Regions from separate parts of the Homo sapiens genome. Here all the other regions are linked to region 3. A link is a loop called in an ENCODE intact Hi-C map of the cell type or tissue named here. Cell type or tissue: endothelial cell of umbilical vein. All regions are shown on one strand.

The links. Hi-C counts contacts between places; a loop is a spot of excess contacts. Peaks named below come from ENCODE experiments on the same cell type or tissue, not always from the same donor. Only the 100,000 strongest peaks of a DNase experiment are listed, where the experiment ranks them.
Region 1: it touches region 3 in a loop (1.9-fold over the local background); 6 of 110 quality-filtered maps call a loop at or near these places.
Region 2: it touches region 3 in a loop (2.7-fold over the local background); 2 of 110 quality-filtered maps call a loop at or near these places.
Region 4: it touches region 3 in a loop (2.2-fold over the local background); 5 of 110 quality-filtered maps call a loop at or near these places.

Annotation. Positions count from the first base shown.
Region 1 is chr6:131,011,253-131,016,252 of GRCh38, reverse strand. The region is part of intron 1 of EPB41L2 (erythrocyte membrane protein band 4.1 like 2); the gene reads left to right. Among named protein-coding and RNA genes, the nearest start is that of EPB41L2, 49 kb to the left of the region's middle. RefSeq lists an enhancer at 70-239. In endothelial cell of umbilical vein, no CTCF peak of the experiment used is centred here; DNase peaks (open chromatin) are centred at 212, 852 and 2,582; H3K27ac peaks cover 2,431 bases.
Region 2 is chr6:131,114,452-131,119,451 of GRCh38, reverse strand. All of the region lies in intron 2 of LOC102723445 (a long non-coding RNA gene), which reads left to right. Among named protein-coding and RNA genes, the nearest start is that of AKAP7, 19 kb to the left of the region's middle. In endothelial cell of umbilical vein, CTCF peaks have their summits at 2,277 and 2,482 (motif pointing right); a DNase peak (open chromatin) is centred at 2,521.
Region 3 is chr6:130,942,869-130,947,868 of GRCh38, reverse strand. The region is part of intron 3 of EPB41L2 (erythrocyte membrane protein band 4.1 like 2); the gene reads left to right. Among named protein-coding and RNA genes, the nearest start is that of EPB41L2, 120 kb to the left of the region's middle. In endothelial cell of umbilical vein, no CTCF peak of the experiment used is centred here; DNase peaks (open chromatin) are centred at 1,558 and 2,248; H3K27ac peaks cover 1,465 bases.
Region 4 is chr6:130,995,002-131,000,001 of GRCh38, reverse strand. The region is part of intron 1 of EPB41L2 (erythrocyte membrane protein band 4.1 like 2); the gene reads left to right. Among named protein-coding and RNA genes, the nearest start is that of EPB41L2, 66 kb to the left of the region's middle. In endothelial cell of umbilical vein, no CTCF peak of the experiment used is centred here; a DNase peak (open chromatin) is centred at 2,701.

The DNA of each region.
Region 1 (5,000 bases), 68 kb before region 3:
TTTAAAATTCCACAGAATAATTTTGCTGGAAAAGGTATAACAGAAAATAACTGAATGGAAAAAAATCACGTTGTTTCAAACAATTATCCCAAGCCAGCTTGGAAGTTACAGTTCTCTTCTCATAGAAGATTTCTTTAGCCACAAGCTACTGGGAATTGTTCAGCCCATTGGCAGCTACACAGAACATTGCCCTTTTCACCCTGTCCAGCACACAAACCTAGACGATTCATAGCTGGAACCTATCTTCAAGAAAGTGATGGCTTTATTGAAGCCAAATGTCCAGACTTTTTCATTTAGACACATGAAGGACCTTCAGTGCTTTTGCCATATAAAAGTGAACCACAGAGACATTCTTAAAAACAACACCCGGAAGCAAATAAAACACCTGAACTTACTGTGTGCAAATTACAGATGCAGACATAGCCTATTTGGCAGTAAGTACATCTCTCTGTCTAGCTCACTCTATCCCTCTTCAGTACTAGCTGTGTGCTTTTTAATATAGTAACTGTACAATAAATATTAGTTGAATGTAGGTGGAAGTAGGATGAGAATGAACAGAAATCAGTGACCAATTCTGTATTTTTCATCTCTTTTGTTTTTTAGAAGAGTCCAGTTTTGTTTTAAGATGAGTGTTCTAATAGGGTGAATTTAAAAATGTAACAGTAGTAAAGAGATTCCTTAATTGCTCATTTAGTTTGATTTGAAGTAAATCTTCCCCAGGCTGAAGTTTTCTACTGTGGGCCAGGAAACCCATGTTTAAACTGTGAACTCGAGTGCTTTATCTTCTTATGCCAGACCTCTGGATAACGTTGGCCTAGTTGTTCTGTTGTTGTTTACTTATTCGAAAGTTATTCTTGTGAAGATGTGGACCATTAACTCAAGAAATCTCTGTTTTTACTTTTTGGTGATTGTCTTACAGGCTATTTTATGATAGTGGTGAACAGCACACAAAACTCCTTCAGACCCTCCCAAGTGAGTTTCCAACACAGACTCTTTCTTCTTGCTCTTTCCACAGATGCTTTCTCATAAGTAGTATCGATTACAGATGTACTTTGATGATGCTGATAAGCTGATAAACAATAATGTGAAATCTCTTTGATATTCTGTTTTGTTTATGGAGATGAAAGATAGCCTGGTTTACCAACATTTTCTTAAGGCAAGCAGGGAATGAAAGCATGTTTACAGTTGGTTCCTGCTCCACTGTGCAGTTTATTTAAGTTGGAAAAATTACCTAAAATAACAAGATGTGCCTTTTGTACCTAGATATAGGCAAGCAGGTCTCTTTACCTACCAGACACCCAAACATTTTCCTTTGAATTTCTATTTTGAATTCCTTGGTTTGCTTTCCGGATTTCTTCCCTGTGTAATCTATAGGATTTATTATGCTGGAATAATTTAAATTCAGAAAAGAAGTTCTGAATTTGAGCATATTTTACATTAGTGTTTATGTTGGACTCTGACTGAAAAATACTCTTTTATCTTCTCTTGAATCAAAGTGTAATGGGTCTTGTGTAATTGAATCGAGGTTCCTTTGCTTATTGTTTTTGTGTATGGGGTTTTTGGACAGTTTCTGAAATTGTACCCTTTTGGAGAGGTTGCCTTTGCGTCATTGTTGGAACTTGTTTGCAGTTGCAAGTCATTTTTGGAGACAGAAAACGTCCCTTGGAAAATATTGTGCTGATTTTTCTTTTTACACAATCTATGAATTGTGGAGCTTGGGTCACAGATTGAATTTTGGCATTCAACTCTCCCAGGACAGGGTAGTATCCAGCTTCATTTTGTGAGTGATTACAGATGCCTTTTTACCATTTGGACTTCCTTGTGTTCTAAATAAATGACCAGTCTGTGAAATTTTAAGCCAAATGGGATACAAAGGGATTCCTGGTTTTTAAAGGGTCATCTTTAATTTTGCATTTAAAAGGCAGCATTGGCTTCATTTTTAGAAATTAAATACGTTATAGCTGTTGCATAATTTACCACCTCCTACCCTCACCTCCCCTTAAATAACTGAAGGAGAAAAATGTGGGTTGATTTTGTATACTTGAATAAGAAATGTGAGAAGAACTTCGGCTTCATCCTGTGACTTGCTCAGATGTCTTTATGTGATCCATAGTATTGTAGAAAAACCTCAGATTCAAATGAAAGATATGGTGAGTGAGTGGGCTGCCTGAGTTTTTTTTTTTTTTTTAATCACACCTATTTTAACTATTTATTTGAAACATGGCAAGTTGAGAATAGTGGGACACCAAGGCACAATTAAGCATCAGGAAATAGCTTCACGTGTTGCCCATTGCATCCTGGACGATTTGGATATAAAACAGAAACAGCTGTGATTCCGAATGTCCTATAAATTTCAAATGTTGGTGTGGCACACTTTATGAGCTGATTTAATAAATAACTTTGCCCGTATGTCTTTGGTGACTTGCTTTCAATTTTCTTTACAAAAATGCAAAATATATGGGGCCCTTTCTTAATGCTAAATGAAAAATTGTGTGCATTTGGCTCTATAAAGCAAAGTAGCCTTGAGATATGGGCTTGCCTAGAAATTGACTACATTTTTGTGGGAGAACGGGTGAAAAGGGCAGTTTCCTGTGTTGCTGCCAAAAGGTCTGAACAATCTGTAGTAGCTTGTGGCTGGAAAACAACTTCTGTGAGGCAAAAACAGCAACTCTAAACTGGCTCTGGATATGTGTGAGAAAATACTCTTTTTTCTACTTGATTATTAGGCTTCATAGAAAATTTCTTTTATAAAGTGAATTTTTAATCTCAACCCCTTGAAAATGGTATTTTAGCTGATTTGGATAAAAGTCTGGGGAAATATATTTGGAGTGAGTGCAAGTGGGAAATAATGTGATACTTAAAAAAAAAGTAGCATTTATATTTTGCTTTTATTATAGCCATGTGCTTGGTTGGTAATCCATGTTTTTCTCCTGCCTTTAGAGTGAAGTAAATTTTGGCATCTTAGGCATGTATTTTACAGGATTGGGTCTTATATATATATATTTTTTTTTTTCTTTAGTTAACTGATTAGAAGTGTGTTTTCTTCTTAGTTCCTCTTGGGCAATGTCTTCCATTTTGTAGTAAAAACATGTTTACAAAATAATATGTGTAACTACTGGTAATTGCCATTTATTAGTACTTACAGTGTGCCAGGCACTGTGCTCATGTTCTTACATTGGTTACACCTTTTACTTCTCTGGATAGGGGAAATAGCTTAGAGAGGGTGTCATGTAGTTAGAAGATAGTTGGAACCGGGATTTGGAGTCCTGTCTATGTGTTGCTAATTATTATTAATACAAAATAGTTACTATTACAAATGTTCATTTTGTAGAATCAAATCAGTTAAAGAAGATTCTTGTAGAATGGGCTTGGATATGTGGAATGAAGATAGAGTTGGTTTGACTTGGTTTTAATGTTTTTACTAAACTCTTTCTTTGTTGCACTTCCGCCATGCCTGAGCACCTGTGTACCTAATCATTTAATGTAATTTTGTGGTCTCAGTTAGCAATTAGCATCACATACACTCAATCATGTTTTTATTTAAATGCTGCAGACTTTGCTTTGCTTTACTTTGTTGGACTTAATTTTCATTTTTTTTCCCTCTTCTATTGGGGATATCTATTGGCTTTTCATTAAAATGCAGGCAGTAGACCAATATGGCATAATCTTTTTCTCATCTCAATATTTTGTCCTATTCATCAACATCAGTTTCTTCTTCATTGTATAGTTAATAAGTAGCCTGATGTTCATCATCTAGTATGGTGGTTCCCAGCCCAGGTGATGTTCCGTAGGGGACATTTTTTATTTCCACAACTTGAAGGTGTGCTAGTGGTATCTAGTATGTGGTAGCCCGCCATGCTGCTAAACATCCTACAGTTCACAGGGACAGCTCCTCACAATAAAATGTTGGTAGTGCGGAGGTTGAGAAACCCTGACTTAGCTAACACAGGGCCCAGGCTAAATCTAATCCGTTAGAAGCTCTGACTTCATGAGATTTTTTTTCATAACAAAACAACTCAGTAGTAACTAGGGAAGCTCCCCCCGCCCCCATCTAGAGTCTCCCTCAGTTGCCCAGCCTGGAGTGCAGTGACTCAGTCTCGGCTCACTGCAGACTCTGCCTCCTGGGTTAAAGTGATTCTCATGCCTCAGCCTCCCGAGTAGCTGGGACTACAGGTGCGTGCCACCACGCCCAGCTAATTTTTGTATTTTTAGTAGAGATGGGGTATTGCCATGTTGGCCAGGCTGGTCTTGAACTCCTGACCTCAAGTGAGCCACCTGCCTTGGTCTCCCAAAGTGCTGGATTATAGGCTTGAGCCACTGTGCTTGGCCTGGAAAGTTGTTCTCTTCTAGAGGTGGAGGAAGAGGATATCCATCTGTTTTCTCACCCAGTCCTAACTTAGCACCCATTTACTGTACACTGGATTCTCTTTCACTTGCTTCCTGTCTTCACCCCTACTTAGGGGAGGTCACCCTTTAAACTGTTACCTGCCATTCTATTAGCCACGGTAGTCGACTGCCTATTAAGAGTGGTACCTGAACTACCTTGGCTTGGGGTGGGAGAGAAGCCAAAGAATGAAAGGAATACCCATCAAAGATATATTTCACTTAAGACAGTTTTGGCTTGAATGAAGGTCCTAGTCTGCCTCTCAGAATTATACTGAGTACCAGAGAATGCAGTTGTGATTAAGACATAAGTTTGAAGTACATGTCTATAGAGTCAAGTGTTGATTTGTAAATAGAAAGCCGAAATACAATGGTTACATGGAATTTTCAGAAGATCTTGAAGAAACTTCTCAGTTAATATCTACAAAATATCCACCTTGTTAGTGGAAAAATGGACTGATTTATTACCTCAGAAGTTCTTGGGCCTACCGTTTGTAATTTTGACTAAATTTGAAAAGTTGAAAAGAGCAACTTGTAGTGGTCTTTTATGCTTGATGCCTTTGCAGGTACTTGGGAATCTGTACCTCCTTTCTTCCCTCCATCCTTTATGAATGGCT
Region 2 (5,000 bases), 170 kb before region 3:
ATTTTTACCTCTTTTGGGGTGATTAAAATATTTTAGCTTTCATTATAAATAATTCTCTTACGAGATAGTTAACACTTTAAGGGAGTCTAACACTTTGCTTAGCACATAGGACAGATTTGATTTTTTTTCCAAAATAAATGATGAATTGACTGATCCATGTTCACACACCGAGGCCTCATTTCATCTGTGCTAAAAATGTGAAGTAGCAAATCCAGGAAATTTCCAGATAATTAAAAAAATTAATTGATTTTCTAGCAATTTCCTGACCAAAGCCTTGAAGAAACTACACTTCTTTTTTTTTTTCTTTTTTCTTTTTTTTTTTTTTGAGACACAGTCTGGCTCTGTTGCCCAGGCTGGAGTGCAGTGGCACAATTTTGGCTCACTGCAACCTTTGCCTCCTGGGTTCAAGGGATTCTCGTGTCTCGGCCTCCAGAGTAGCTGGGACTACAAGTGTGTGCACCACACCTAGCTAATTTTTTATAGTTTTAGTAGAGACAGAGTTTTGCCATGTTGGCCAGGCTGGTCTCGAACTCCTGATCTCAGGTGATCCACCCGTCTCGGCCTCCCAAAGTGCTGGGATTACAGGTGTAAGCCACCATTCCCAGCCTTCTCTTTTTTCTTAATCAATATTTGCCTCATTTTCTCTGTGGAAATGTGACTTTCATAGATCCCAGGGTTGAATCTCAAAGTGTTTGCCCCCAAGACCTTGATGTAATCGGACAAAAGGAAGAAACGCATCATTGGCTTCATTCCACTGTCTGGAGGGCTTAGCACTTTATATCCCTCAACCCTGGCCTCTGGTGTACTCTCCACAATTACTGGGCTCTTGTTTGTTGACCCCTCTCCAATGTATTTGACTTATTTTGGATTGATTGCGTCCCCCCTGCAACCCCTTCATTCCATTTTTTCTCCTCTTCTAATTTGGAAGTGATATTCTCTATGTTGATTGTTTTAAAGGAGTTATCCTAAATAATTAACAGGCATACTTAAAAAAATCTAAAGTTAATGTCTTTACCTTCTCCCCAAATAACACAAGGACCTTCAAAAATTTTAACTTCGACTACTGCCCTGAATTATATGCTGTTATAATCTCTCTTCTCTCTGACAATTGTTAAAAATCATCTCTTTATCTTTGGAGCTTTATAGTTTTAGCAATCTAAGCATGAATTTATTTTACTTATTCTGCTTGAAAACATTGGGCTTCCTGATTCTGAAAACTGGTATCTCTCAAAAGTTTAGAAAAAGCACCCATTTGCTATTTTATTATTGTCTATTTCCCCATAATCTTTTTCTTTCCTTCTTCCAGAACTCTAATTATGTTACGAAGTCTGACTTTGTCCTCAATTCCCTTTAGACTCTCTATACAATAGTTCCCCCTTCTCTGTGGTTTCACTTTCCATGTTCAGTTACTCACAGAACAGTACAATATATCTTAATATTTTGAAAGAGGCGAGGTGTGATGGCTCACACCTGTAATCCCAGCACTTTGGGAGGTTGAGGCAGGCGCATCACTTGAGGTAAGGAGTTCAAGACCAGCCTGGCCAACATAGTGAAATCTTTTCTCTACCAAAAACACAAAAATTAGCTGGGTGTGGTGGCATATGCCTATAATCCCAGCTACTTGGGAGGCTGAGGCATGAGAATCACTTGAACCCTAGAGGCAGAAGTTGCAGTGAGCCCAGATTGTGCCACTGCACTCCAGCCTGGGCAACAGAGTGAGATTCTGTCTCAAAAACCAAGAAAAAAAAGATATTTTGAAAGAGAGGGAAAGACCACATTCACATAATTTTTATTATAGTATATTGTTACAATTGTTCTGTTTTATTTTTAGTTATTGGTGTTAATCTCTTACTGTGCCCAATTTATAAATTAAACTTTATCATAGGTACATATGTATAGGAAAAAACAGTCTTATATATGTAAGATTTAGTACTATTTGCAGTTTCAGGCTTCCACTGGGGGGTCTTAGAACATATTCCCCTCAGATAAAGGGGGACTACTGTATTTTCCAACTCTTTGTTTCTCTGAGCGTAATTTTAAACAAGCCCATTAAATGTTTCCTCCAGTTCACTAATCCTTTCTTCAGCTTTGTCTAATATGCTATTTCTCCAGCTTTTGAATTTTGAACTTCAGGTATTATATTTTTCATTCCTAGGCCATCCATTTGGTTCTTTTTCAAATCTACTTGAATTTTTTCTAGTCTATTGTTCCTGTTTGCAGGTTTTTACTTCTTTAAACATACTAACCACATTATTTTCTAGTCTATATTTGATCATTCTAATATCTGAAATCTTTGCATATTTTATTATAATAACCTTTCTGGCTTTCTTTCTGGTTCATACTTACATTACCTTTATTTCTTATATGTTTTGTGTTTTTTTTTTTTCATTGTGAGCTTGTATTCGATCTTTATCTGAGGAAATTCTTTGAAGCCTGGTTTGAAGTTGCATTCCTCCAAAAAGAATATCGTTTTATTTGTGTCACCAGGGGGCACTATTAACCTGGAACAACTTAAATTCCTTACTTGGCGTTTCATACTACATTGGTAGGGTTGCCAAATAGAATACAGGGCATCCAGTTATGTTTACATTTCAAATAAACAAGAAATTATTTTTTGTGCAATATTTGGGACATACTTATACTAAAAAGTATTCATTGTTTATCTGAATTCAAGTTTAACTACGGATGCTCTATTTTTATTTGCTAAATTTTGCAGCGCTATGCATCACTAGCTTGAATCTGGCTTTAGACCCACATAAGCACTTGGTTGAGTTTATGAATTCTCAGAGAATTTTTTTTCCTCTTCTCCCAGGGCAAAAGTTGAGAGAGGCAAGTTTTCAATGTCTTCTTCTTTAGATAGACATATTTCTTGCTCACTTGTATACTGAGAGTGTTGCCATTAGAAACTTAGCTCTATGCAGGGATCACCTATTAGATTCCTCACCATAGGCCGATCTGTTATCCTCTGCATACCATTTCTCAAAATGTAAATTCAAGGTCCCTTAGGTTGACCCTTAGGGTGAAAACGTGCCTCAGAAATCATTTACCTTTCAGGAGTCTTTTCTTTTCTTTTTTTCTTTGTTGTTGTTTCCATAGATTCCTTACAGTTTTGCCTGCTATATAAAAGCATTTAACATATTATTTATATAGTATATTCAGTACTTGGAGGTTTTTTCAGGCGGCCAGTAGGAGAGAAGGTATTGGGAGTGGGGCCATTCAGAGTATCTCAAATGCTATTCCATCAGAACTAGATATCCTTCAATCCATTCCTGCTGAATCTGCCTTCTGGTATTCTTGGTGTCTCCTTGAAGTTACAGTGTTCCACAACAGTACGTGGGTCTATTCCAGAGTAGTTAGTATCGTGTGTCTTTGCTTTCATACTCTGCAAAAACTGGTGATCTCTCCAGTGACAGAGTACAAGACCTTGCTCTAAGCTCAATCTAATGACTTGGGCATGGTACCACATTAATTTCCTACCAGTGCTCTTTCTCTGAGGCTAGAATCTAGTTCCCTGTGACCTAAATTCTTGGGGAGTTCTACAGTGTATTAATCTAATGCTGCCACCACCACTACCTCAATACCTCAGCATGTCTTCTGAGTTAGTCCTCAGGAATCCCATTCAAACTGGTGTGTCTTAACTACAGTTTCTGGAAACACACCTAAGATTCCACATGGGATTAGCCTTAGATTAGTTTTTTAGTTTCTTTTAGGAAGATCAGTTTTCAGATCAGGATTAGATTCCACTGGGCAACTCTACCTTCATGGGTGAGTGACTAGCAGCTTCTTCCTCGTCCCTATCAGTCCCAGTGTCAGAGGTTTAGTTTGTCTTTCTTCCAGGCCCACCCAGCACAATACACCTTCAGTGGTGTGCTAGAGCTGGCTTATACCAGATTGCAAGAGTCAACTTTTAAACTTTCAGGAATCTTGAGTGCTGGTTATTAAGTCCAGCTATTATTAAAAATTAAATTAGGGAGACATAATCAAATAAATTATATTTAAAACAATGGTAACTATAAAACTCTTAGAAGAAAACATAGGAGTTAATCTCTCTGCTTTGGATTAGGCAATGATTTTTTAAATACGACATGACATCAAAAGTGCAAACCACAAAAGAAAAATTAAATAGGCCGGGCGCAATGGCTCATGCCTATAATCCCAGCACTTTGGGAGGCTGAGGTGGGCAGATTACTTCAGGTCGGGAGTTCGAGACCAGCCTGACCAACATGGAGAAACCCCACCTCTACTAAAAATACAAAAATTAGCTCGGTATGGTGGCGCATGCCTGTAATCCCAGCTACTCAGGAGGCTGAAGCAGGAGAATCGCCTGAACCCAGGAGGTGGAGATTGCAGTGAGCCGAGATTGCGCCATTGCACTCCAGCCTAGGCAACAAAAGCAAAACTCCATCTCAAAAAAATATAACTAAAACTAAAATAAATACATAAATCAAAATTTAAAAGTTTCATGCTTCAAAGGACACTATCAAGAAAGTGAAAGTACAGCCGATATAATGGGAGAAAATATTTGCAAATCATACAAGGGCCTTCAAAAAGTTCATGGAAAATGCATATTATGAAAACATTATGCATGGATTTCAAGTTGTTTTTGCACCAAAATAAACTCATACTAACTTGTTATAAAATATCTGAAGAGGATCTACATTGGGACACTAAGAAGGCTAAGACATCAGTTTGAAAAGAGCTTCTATCAGAGCAATATGACTTCTGCTAAAATTGAAGCAAGAATAAACATCAAATTTATGGTGAAATTTTGGTGAGAGAATGGTGAAATCATTAATGATTTACAAAAAGTTAACGAGAACAATTTCCCAAAGAAATCAGCAGTTTACAAATGGATAACTTGGTTTAAGAAGGGATGAGACAATTTTAAAGAAAAAGCCTACAGTGGGAGACCATCACATCAATTTTCAAGGAAAAAAATTAATCTTGCTCTTGCCCTATCTGAAGAGGATTGACAAATAACAGCAGAAACAATATCAATA
Region 3 (5,000 bases):
AATTATATTCCCCATTTTATTGCATTTTCCTTTTATACAAGTTTTCCTCTTATTTTGATTTTCCCGTTGCTTGCTTAGTATCATTAGTTTGGGTCTGTTACTCATCAGACCTGTTCTTGTTTCCTCCTCAGGAGTGGAGCCCAGAGTACAGCCATCATGGGGTTGAGCAGGCTAATGTTTCCCAATTCCAGTGTTGACCTTAGGCAGATTGGATGATATGCTGATGCTGCTTATCGGTGGTTCTGTATCTCTACACCGGAAATCACCGTCTGAGGACTATTTGGGGAAGTAGATATGGGAAACTGTAGCTATTAATGAACTTTTGAGCACTCAAGGAAGGAGAATAGAATATGGGAAAGAAATACTTGTATTTGGTTTGAGAGAATAGATTTGTTTCCATCTGTTTACTCTCAGCAAATATTGTATTTCTTTATGGCTCTTCAGAGGACTGTAGTTATTGTTTGTTCTTTTTCTTTCTATATGTACATGTGTCTAATTTTCAATTAAACCTTGATATAACATGCCCACTGAAGAAGACCTAATTGTCTTCACTTAGGGTGTTTACAACAATGGAGAGAAGCCACTCAAAGCATGGGCTGTGCAGGAAGTCATGAGGTGATAGCTTGGCTTACAGGGATCTTATAGAGAGTAGGGTGAGGTTCTAAAAGGCCTCAAATGCCAGGATGAGAAGATTAAAACTGATCCATAGCAAAAAGGAGCTGCTTAGTAATGGACCAGAGGTTGTAAAGTCATTGGTATACAGGACCTAGCAAAGTCAAGGGCGCTGTTTAGATTTTGGAACATTGTAGCTAGCTATATGGCTGCAGTAATTTAAGGGGCTGGGGGGGGGGTCTTCTTTATTCAGTGCATTGCTTATGATGCACATCAGTGGTCTCTATAGATAATTTTTTTTTGTGATGCGATTAGAACATTGGGTATGTTAGGCACTTTCCTGTTCTTGTTACCTATCAGTACCTTTGGTCAACAAAAGTACCCCCTTTAAACCATTTAATGTGAATATTGCTATATCAATGGAATAATTTTTTTAAAATCAAAAAACATAATTCATGGGGGCATTTTTGTTTGACATCTGAACATCATCTCTGCTTCCTAGCTTACTCACTCTATATAATTAATATATTCTGTATAATCTATATTAACATGTTGTTATATATTTATATGTATTTTATGTGTCTATATCCCCATGTATCTGTTCATATCCCTTCTTTCTCCCCTCATCCTCTACTTTTTATGGCTTCCTGTTTCCACATTGTTTTTCCTGTGGGCTATCAACCTATTCTTTATCTCCTAAACTTCAGGAATTAGATAAAGACAACTGTCCAAGGAACCAATACAGTACTGTTTTTAAAAACAAATCGCCATCTTTGAAATTTGTGTTCTTTTAAGGAAAGAGGGCATTTGCTAATATTAAGTGGATAAAAAATTTTTATGCCACACAGAATTTTCTGGATTCCCCAAGGCTGGAAATAATAAATGAACATAAACATTGAGTAACAGTGCATTTTTAAATGATGATTATAGTTAAGTTAAAAAAAATACTATGGAAATGGCCCAACTTTAATGTTATTTTTGGCTTATGTAACAATAGGTTTATTGCTAAGCCATGCGTTAATTTTGACCTGAGGCCTAGGCTCTCTTTGTGCATTTGTTCCAAATCTTTGTGGTAGGTACTGTTTCATTGTTGTCACTGATAATTACAATTTACATTCTATACTAATTTATCATCTATTGATAGTCAACTGAGATCTCAAAAATTTTTCGAAAAAACTTTGAAGATTTTTTAATGAAGAAACTTTATAACTTGATTTTTTTGGAAATGTTTTTATCTCATTGAGATATTTAAATGGTATGTGCCAACCTTCTTTGGTTCCAGAGTTAAATTGTAGAGAATTTTTGGGTGTCTCTTGGATCCTGCATGTTTACTTCAGGGACTTGACTCTAGCACTCTTTATGATGTTGCTGCTAAGGTCATTTACATACTCAGTGTGTTAAAACAGCAGAGCTCTTTCCTCTAAGCGGGGGAAAAAAACAATAAGGTTTAGTTGAAGCCATGGATATAAAGTCAGGCGATCTATGTTTACTTTTCTTTTTACTCTTTGGGTATCTTGGGGGAGTCACTTCCTCTCTTCTATTCTCAGATTGCAAAGAGAATGAAAATATTTGCTTCCTCCATTTCTAGAATTGAGCTGGTTTTACTACAACTGATAAGTCGGTATATGTGTTTTAAAGTTTGCAAATAAGTGTGAAAGTTCCTGCAAGACTTTGGAAGCTTGAGTGAATGTGCATTCTGAGTTAGAGTTGCTCACATTTTCCTCTGGCATCTCAAAGTTGTTCCCACATGTTGATTTTGTCTGAGAATCAAGGGCATTGTTTCTGCCTACACAGGAATGTCAGTACCGTTTTTTCTTAGTTATGAATAAGGCTAACAATGTAGGCTCTCTTCATCAGTGTTCTGTTGATAAAAGTATTTCTCAGAGAGCAGAATGTGTCGAGGTCTTTTTGCCTTTCTTGTGTTGAGTTCGGGTCTCGGAAATCCAATTTGCTATCATTACTTTGAGTGTGTTTTATTTGCTTGTTTGTTTATTGTTGTTTCTTTTCACCCTCCAAGGTGGTATTTCAGACCTATAGTACTGACACTTACTAAGTTTACTAGTTAAACAGTTTCAACTATCTACATATTTGTAGAGGATCTGGAAGTTATGGCACTCTATAAGATTCCATAAAAATAGTGGCAGATTTATATGTCATTTTGGGAACTAGGAATAATTTAATGGGCATGTATTATGTGCAATTTAAAATTCCAGTGACATTGGTCAAGGTGGCATGTCTTTATCCTTTTAGCTTAAAACAGGATTTAGGGTGGTAATTCTATTCAAAACTTAATTTGTATTTACTAAATGGGAAAAGACTGCCGTGCCATGTAAGTGATAGAATATTTTGGTCCAGCTTGAAGAACACAAGGAGCTCACAGCAGCAGAGCCTGGCCTCATAATCAAGTCACTCCTTAGCTGGACCTCGGCCCCCCTCCCTCCTCCACTCTTGGTCACGTATAACCTCAGGCTATCTTTTGACCTCTGTTACCACTTGATTTTCTGAGTCTTCCCTTGTGTCAAGTTGGTCCTCTAATCAGACATATGCTGAGTTGCCTGGCCTTCCTTCCAGTTTCTGACCCTACCAACTCCACATTTTGCTTTCCCCATCACATGATTCCTGCCTATCTTAGTTTCCAACTCAAATCCAGCTCTCAGAATGTTCTTTTCTTCCTTGGAACTTGTTTGCACCATTAGTTTGGCAATTAAGCATGCACTGCCTTGTGAAAGACTCTCTTGTATTGCTGTGTTGAACAACTGCTAAACTCTTGTATTGTTTGATTTTTCTCATGCTGATGTTGTTTCTTCACCTGGTTTATTATTAGTTTCTCTGGAAAAATAACTTTCTTCTCTCTCCCCATAGAGTCTTAACGGAGGACTTTGCCTAAAATACTTCTCATAGAAAGTAATTTTGATTTATTTCCCTGTACTTTCTTGTACATTTATAAAGTTTTTATCTTTCTATCCAAGATAAATGATAGCATTTGTTTATTTATGTTCCTAAGTCTTCTCTCCATCCCCTCTAATTAGAAAACAAAGATTTGGGCATTTGTGTGTGTGTGTGTGTGTGTGTGTGTGTGTGTGTATGTGTGTGTATGTACGTATATATATATAATCCACCCACCCTCATCATTGCGACTGCTGTCCATTATTGCCCTGCTTTTCAGATGCTTGGAAACAGCAGACCGACTTGTTATATAAATACTTCAAAGGCTTATTGTAAATGAAAACTATTATGTTTCTACAAAAGATTGTGAAACTCTAGGCATGAGAGCCATATAGAAGTTACTATGGTGTGACCCTGGCCCTTTAGGAGCTCACATTCACAGCTCAGAGGGAATTGCAGGCTCCCGGAAGCTCTGTTCTTTCACTTCTGTTGGAGCTGCTATCAGACCAGGTTGTTTGCTGGCTGGGCGTAGGCTGGGCTTGAAGATACTATAATTCTTATTCTTTGTCCCTTGTTTTCTAATAATGCCTCCTCTTCTCTTGAGGAAACTAAAGAATGATAGGCCATTTTATTTCTCAGCATTCGAGGAATTCTTTCACATGCTTTTTTTCTTCTCTGTCTTCTCCACATTTGGTTTCAAAACCAGGGGATTACTTTGTTTGCCCCTGCATCACTGGTATTTTAAAAGCATTAAACTTGAAAGTAATTTCTAACTGTGAGCAGCCATCCTGACATACTTTTGAAGAAACTGTCCACCTCTTGCTGGATAGGCATGCTACACACTGGCAGCCATGCCAACTCCTTGGTGATTTACCACTTAGTAAGTTTTTACCCTCATCAGAGGGTGGTAGTAGAACAGGAACTAGATCTTTGAATTATTTCTCTGTTTTGGAATGAAAATTACTTCAGGGTCGAGTAAGGTTAGAAATGTTGGGAAAAGTTATTTTCAGAATAAAATTTATGCTTTAAAATCAGTTTGGACACATTTTTGTTACTTTAAAATATGTACTCACGCCAGTTAGAATGGCGATCATTAAAAAGTCAGGAGACAACAGATGCTGGAGAGGATGTGGAGAAATAGGAACGCTTTTACACTGTTGGTGGGAGCATGAATTAGTTCAACCATTGTGGAAGACAGTGTGGAAGATCCTTAAGGATCTAGAACCAGAAATACCATTTGACCCAGCAATCCCATTACTGGGTATATACCCAAAGGATTATCAATCATTCTACCAAAAAGACACATGCACATGTATGTTTATTGCAGCACTATTCACAGTAGCAAAGACTTGGAACCAACCCAAATGCCCATCAATGATAGACTGGATAAAGAAAATGTGGCACATATACACCGTAGAATACTATGCAGCCATAAAAAAGCATCAGTTCGTGTCCTTTGCAGGGACATGGATGAAGCTGGAAACCATCATTCTCAGCAAAAC
Region 4 (5,000 bases), 52 kb before region 3:
ATTCAGAAATGTGAGCTTATCACCTAATTAATTTCAGCTCATTGCCTGGTTGATTTAACATGTTTATGCAAATGAGAAATACCTGGCAACTATTTTTTGCCAGGAGGTTAGGTTTCTGCCTTTGCTCAGGATATTCTAAAAAGCTGATCTTTCAGTCAGTTAGCTCAGTCTAAAATTTCTTTGATTCTCTAATATCTGCATAATAAAGGGTTGGCTAAGTTATTTTCTTGGGTCCCTTCCAGATCTAAAATTAATATGATTCAGGAGGATTGTATACCCCTCCCAAATTAATTTTAGCATGTTTTCTGGAGACATTTCTAGTTTCTTCTTGCTTTTCTTAGAATTTGATACCTTTTTGAAGCTAGTGACCCAGTAGGCCAATCTTAATCCATGAGAAGCAATCATGCAGGGTGAAGATAGTAAATACCATGCTTCCCCCATTTTCTTGAAAGGAATCTTAAAAGACGACATGAGATTTCTTACTACAAATGTGCCGAAATAATATTTGTTCCAGTAGAGTGCTGTTTGACTTAATATTACAATAACTTTATTGAATCATTAAGATGGTTATCTTGGATAATAGAAAAGTAAGATTATAATGCCTAGAATGGTTTGAAAACTTAGGCATGCTGGATTTTTCTTATTGTTTCTTTCTGCCCAACATATATTAAGTAGAACTTTGTGCAAAAGGGTATGGTTGGTTGCTGTGGTGCATACAGAAATAAGTAAGACAGACTTGCTTGGTAAGGTGGATAAGATGGGCGCATTGGGCCTAGAGTGTAGAAAAGTGCTGAGCTCTGAAAGAGGGGTAGGGGACACTAGGGGATCTGGGAGAGAGAAGAACAGCATTGAGCTGGGGTAGGCAGGGAAGTCTGGCAAAGTCATAGCCTGGTAACTGGACTCTACGGTGGTGCTCGTCATTATGGGCATTCTACTTGGTTGGCTGTCTTTTGAGAAGAGGCTTGAGGATTGAGCCTGGAGACAGTGGCTCTTACCTCCAGAATGATAGCTTTCATCCTGGGCAGAACTGAGTAGAAAGGCTGGAAAAGGAGAGTCAGGCCAGAGTGTGGAGGACTCTATTCGAGGTAGAAGAATTGCTTTCTGGGTTTGCTTTCCTCTCTCAGTGGAGTCACTGAGGTTTCCTGTACAGGTGAATGATATGATCAGAACTGGAGTTCAGGAAGATTAGTTGGGTAGCAGTGTCCTGGGATTCAAAGTAGGATTGACAATTTATGAAACAAATAGTCATAGGGAGAAAAATTTACCTGTTGCTAACTTATTTACTGGTTTTATTTACTGTAATCAGAGTCTACTGTTTGTAACTATGGCTGAAGTTGTTTTTTCACAATATAGAAATCATCAAATAGTTTTTCAGAGTACTGTCCACTGAAGATAACTAAGCACATACACCTCAGATAAAGTGAGGAATAATCAGTTTAGTATCCTGATTATCATCTTTCCCCATCCAGTCTATTCAGATATGCTATTTATTTTGTAATTAATCCTAACTCTCATCATTCCTTCTCTTCGTTTTTTTCCTAAGGCATTCTTAAGCTACTCTTTTAACAGTGTTTTGCAAGTGTTACTTGGTTGATCTTGGGTGGGTGTATCCCAATTTCCCCTACACCCCCAATTCATTAAGCAACTAGCTCCATTTTTGTATGGTGTTATAGGAAAGTTCTTGTCCCATTTTTGAAAAGAATTTGTCCTTAATCCATGTGAAAATTATTTGATTTTCATAGTCTTGGAATTCAAAAGATCTTGGAAAGAAAGTCAAAGTCTCATAGCTAGTAAGTGAAGGAGTTGGAATTGAAACTCAGATCTGTCTGATGCTGAGCTATGTTATATCTCTAAGACTCAATTTCCTTACTTATAAAATGGAGTCATTGGTAGTACATTTCTCATAGAGTGGTCGTGAGAAATTAAATGAAATGATACACATAGATTGCTTATCATAATACTGTTATTGCTTGTTTATAAACTACCTTTTAACAGGAATTATAGAAATACAGTGCTTATGAATCAAATTAATTCAGTTGATAAGTAAGGTTATTTTGTGATTTTTTTTAGTTATAATTTTATTTGCAAACTTAACAGTTGCAATAACTCGATTTTTAAAACATTAGGTGCTCTTATATACAATAATGAGTGAAACTTGTGTCCAATAGTTTCTTTTAATTCTTCCCTACAGACTGTCATTCTCCATGTTTAGCTCTGTTTTGTGTTAATTTTCACTGCCTTTTCCCCCCTGAAATGCAATAGTCCTGTAGTGTCCTACTGGAAACATTGTTCTCTTTGTTAGGGCTAAAGAAGTGCCTTTGTCACTCCTTTGAGACATTCTGCAGATGCCATTTTGCAGTCCTGAAAAACACGTCCCTGTCCGCCTTGTGCTGTGTTAAATTGTGCGTGTATTGTGCTTGATATTTTAATGAAGTCGTAGAGAAAATTTGACAGTAACAGTTGTCATATAACAAAGAAAGGCTCTTTCTTGATCTAATGTAGATATGTGTTCCCTGATCCCTTCGTAGCTCTGTGTGGTCTGAAAGTAGATCCCCCCTGCACTTAGATGTGACCTCAGATGGTTGATGCTTTTTGACTACCTTCATAGGAAACTGTTAAAACAACTTCTGAGCAGGAACTCTTAAGTCTTTTGTTGATGTGCATTGCTTTTTAAAGACCTCTTAATTTACATGATCTTAATAGCGTTTTAAGTGGCAAGTACACTCTCTAATTTGCTAAGTGGCTTTAATCCTTGTATGAAGAACTGAGGGAAAAATCTCCTGGGAAATTGCTGTGATAAAATCCAGGAAATTCCTTTCATTCTTTTAAATCCAGTTCAAATCTAACTTAAAGAAAAGTCCTCTAATGTAACAGTGTCTGAAAGCTTCTCAGAGTCCAGTGATTTCTTGTGTATAGTGCCAAGCTCAAAGAGGAATAGTATGAATGTACCTCTGTGTTTTTGGTAAATCTATACCACATGGCACAATACCAATTTATTATAACTTTGCTGGGACTTAGTTATCCTGTTTTGTACTGCCCTTAAAACTGTTAAGGAGTATAGAGTTAAAGGGAGAAAACCCTACATTTTTCCATTTTAATGGACTTTATTTAAATTTTTGAAAATTATAACACATGTTCAGTGCAGAAAACTTGGTAACAGAAAAATGCAAATAAAGCAAAATTTCCAGGTACCCACATTTCAGGAATAATTACCGTTACCATTTTGGTTGAACATTTCCAGTCTCTTGTCTGTGAATATGTTCACATAGGTTAAAGCAACAGCATTATCCTTTTAAATTCACTTGTTTTCCCTTTGCAAAATAGGGTGATGCATTGCCACAAATTCTTAAGGTAGTAGAACTTAATTTTGGAAGTGTTAATCTATAGGGCATTCATTCATTCATTCATTAGATGGACTCATTTGAAAGTTCACAGTTTGTAGAAAGTGTGTACATTTATTGCCTACAGAAGATGTGCATCAGAAAGACATAGGCTAGTCATTTTGGATGTTTTCCAGGATCATATAAGTGTAACAAGTCTATATTATAACTCTTAAGAAGGCTTTGAAACAAGTAAAGATCAGATCACATAAGCCCTGACCCGTCCTGGAGGGGCCAGCTCACTGATTTCCAACAAGAGCTGATCTGTGCTGGCCTGACTCCTGTCATCTGGGGCAGAGGTACACAGGGGTTCCAGTGTTTGTTTATGTCTGGGCATCAGTTGGGCTTGTTTTATAGAATGATTCCAAGCTCTTGGTCATGCCATTCCATCTGTGTCTTTTAAAGATAAATACACAATTGGTATAGGACAGATCCTGTTACAGTAAACTTTATGGCAGAAACCAACTCTTTATATGGATGTTCTTTTGTAACTAAGGGGTATAAGTGAGAGGAAACCCTCCAAGGAGACTCAGATACTGGGGCCAGTCCCTCTCCAAAGAAGAGACAGAGTATCTCTGGCTCCCTTATTACTCTGAGGTCCAGTGGGAAGAATATTTACTTATGATATACAGATAATAGAACAGGAAAAACAAGTTTCCTTATCTATTCATAACTGTGCTATTGAATTTATATGTTCCAATATGGTTAACCTGGAATTTTAGGGGACAGTGGGAGGAGATAGAAAAGGATTGGGAAGGAGGATATGACAGCGTTCCAAAATATGGCTGAACTCAAACTGCTTGAACAGAGCTAGTGTAAATCATGGGAGTGAGGCTGACCATAGGAGGAGGAAAGGATCAGGCAGATCATGACAAAGGGAAAGTTAGCTATGGCAGCTAAGTTAATTTTTATGAGTGCTACATTTCACATTTTGGTTCAGATATATACTATGTACTATGAACCCCGAATATCTGAGACAGGTCTCAGTCAATTTAGAAAGCTTGTTTTGCCAAGGTTGAAGACCTGCACCCATGACGCAGCCCCAGGAGGTCCTGAAGACATGTGCCCGTGGTGGTCAGAGCACAGTTTGGTTTTATACATTTTATTTTATTATTATTTTTGAGACAGGGTCTCACTCTGTCACCCAGGCTGGAGTGGTTTCACCATATTGGCCAGGCTGGACTCGAATTCCTGACCTCAGGTGATCTGCCTGCCTAGGCCTCCCAGAGTGCTGGGATTACAGGCATGAGCCACTGTGCCTGGCCTGTTTTTTTTGTTTGTTTTTTTGAGACGGAGTCTCGCTTAGTCGCCCAGGCTGGAGTGCTGTGGTGCGATCTCGGCTCACTGCAAGCTCCGCCTCCCAGGTTCATGCCATTCTCCTCCTCAGCCTCCCGAGTAGCTGGGACTACAGGCGCCCATCACCACACCTGGCTAATTTTTTGTATTTTTGGTAGAGATGGGGTTCCACCGTGTTAGCCAGGATGGTCTTGATCTCCTGACCTCGTGATCCACCCGCCTTGGCCTCCCAAAGTGCTGGGATTACAGGTGTGAGCCACCACGCCTGGCCGGCCTGTTTTATGTATTTTAGAGAGACCTAAGACATCAGTCAACATATGTAGG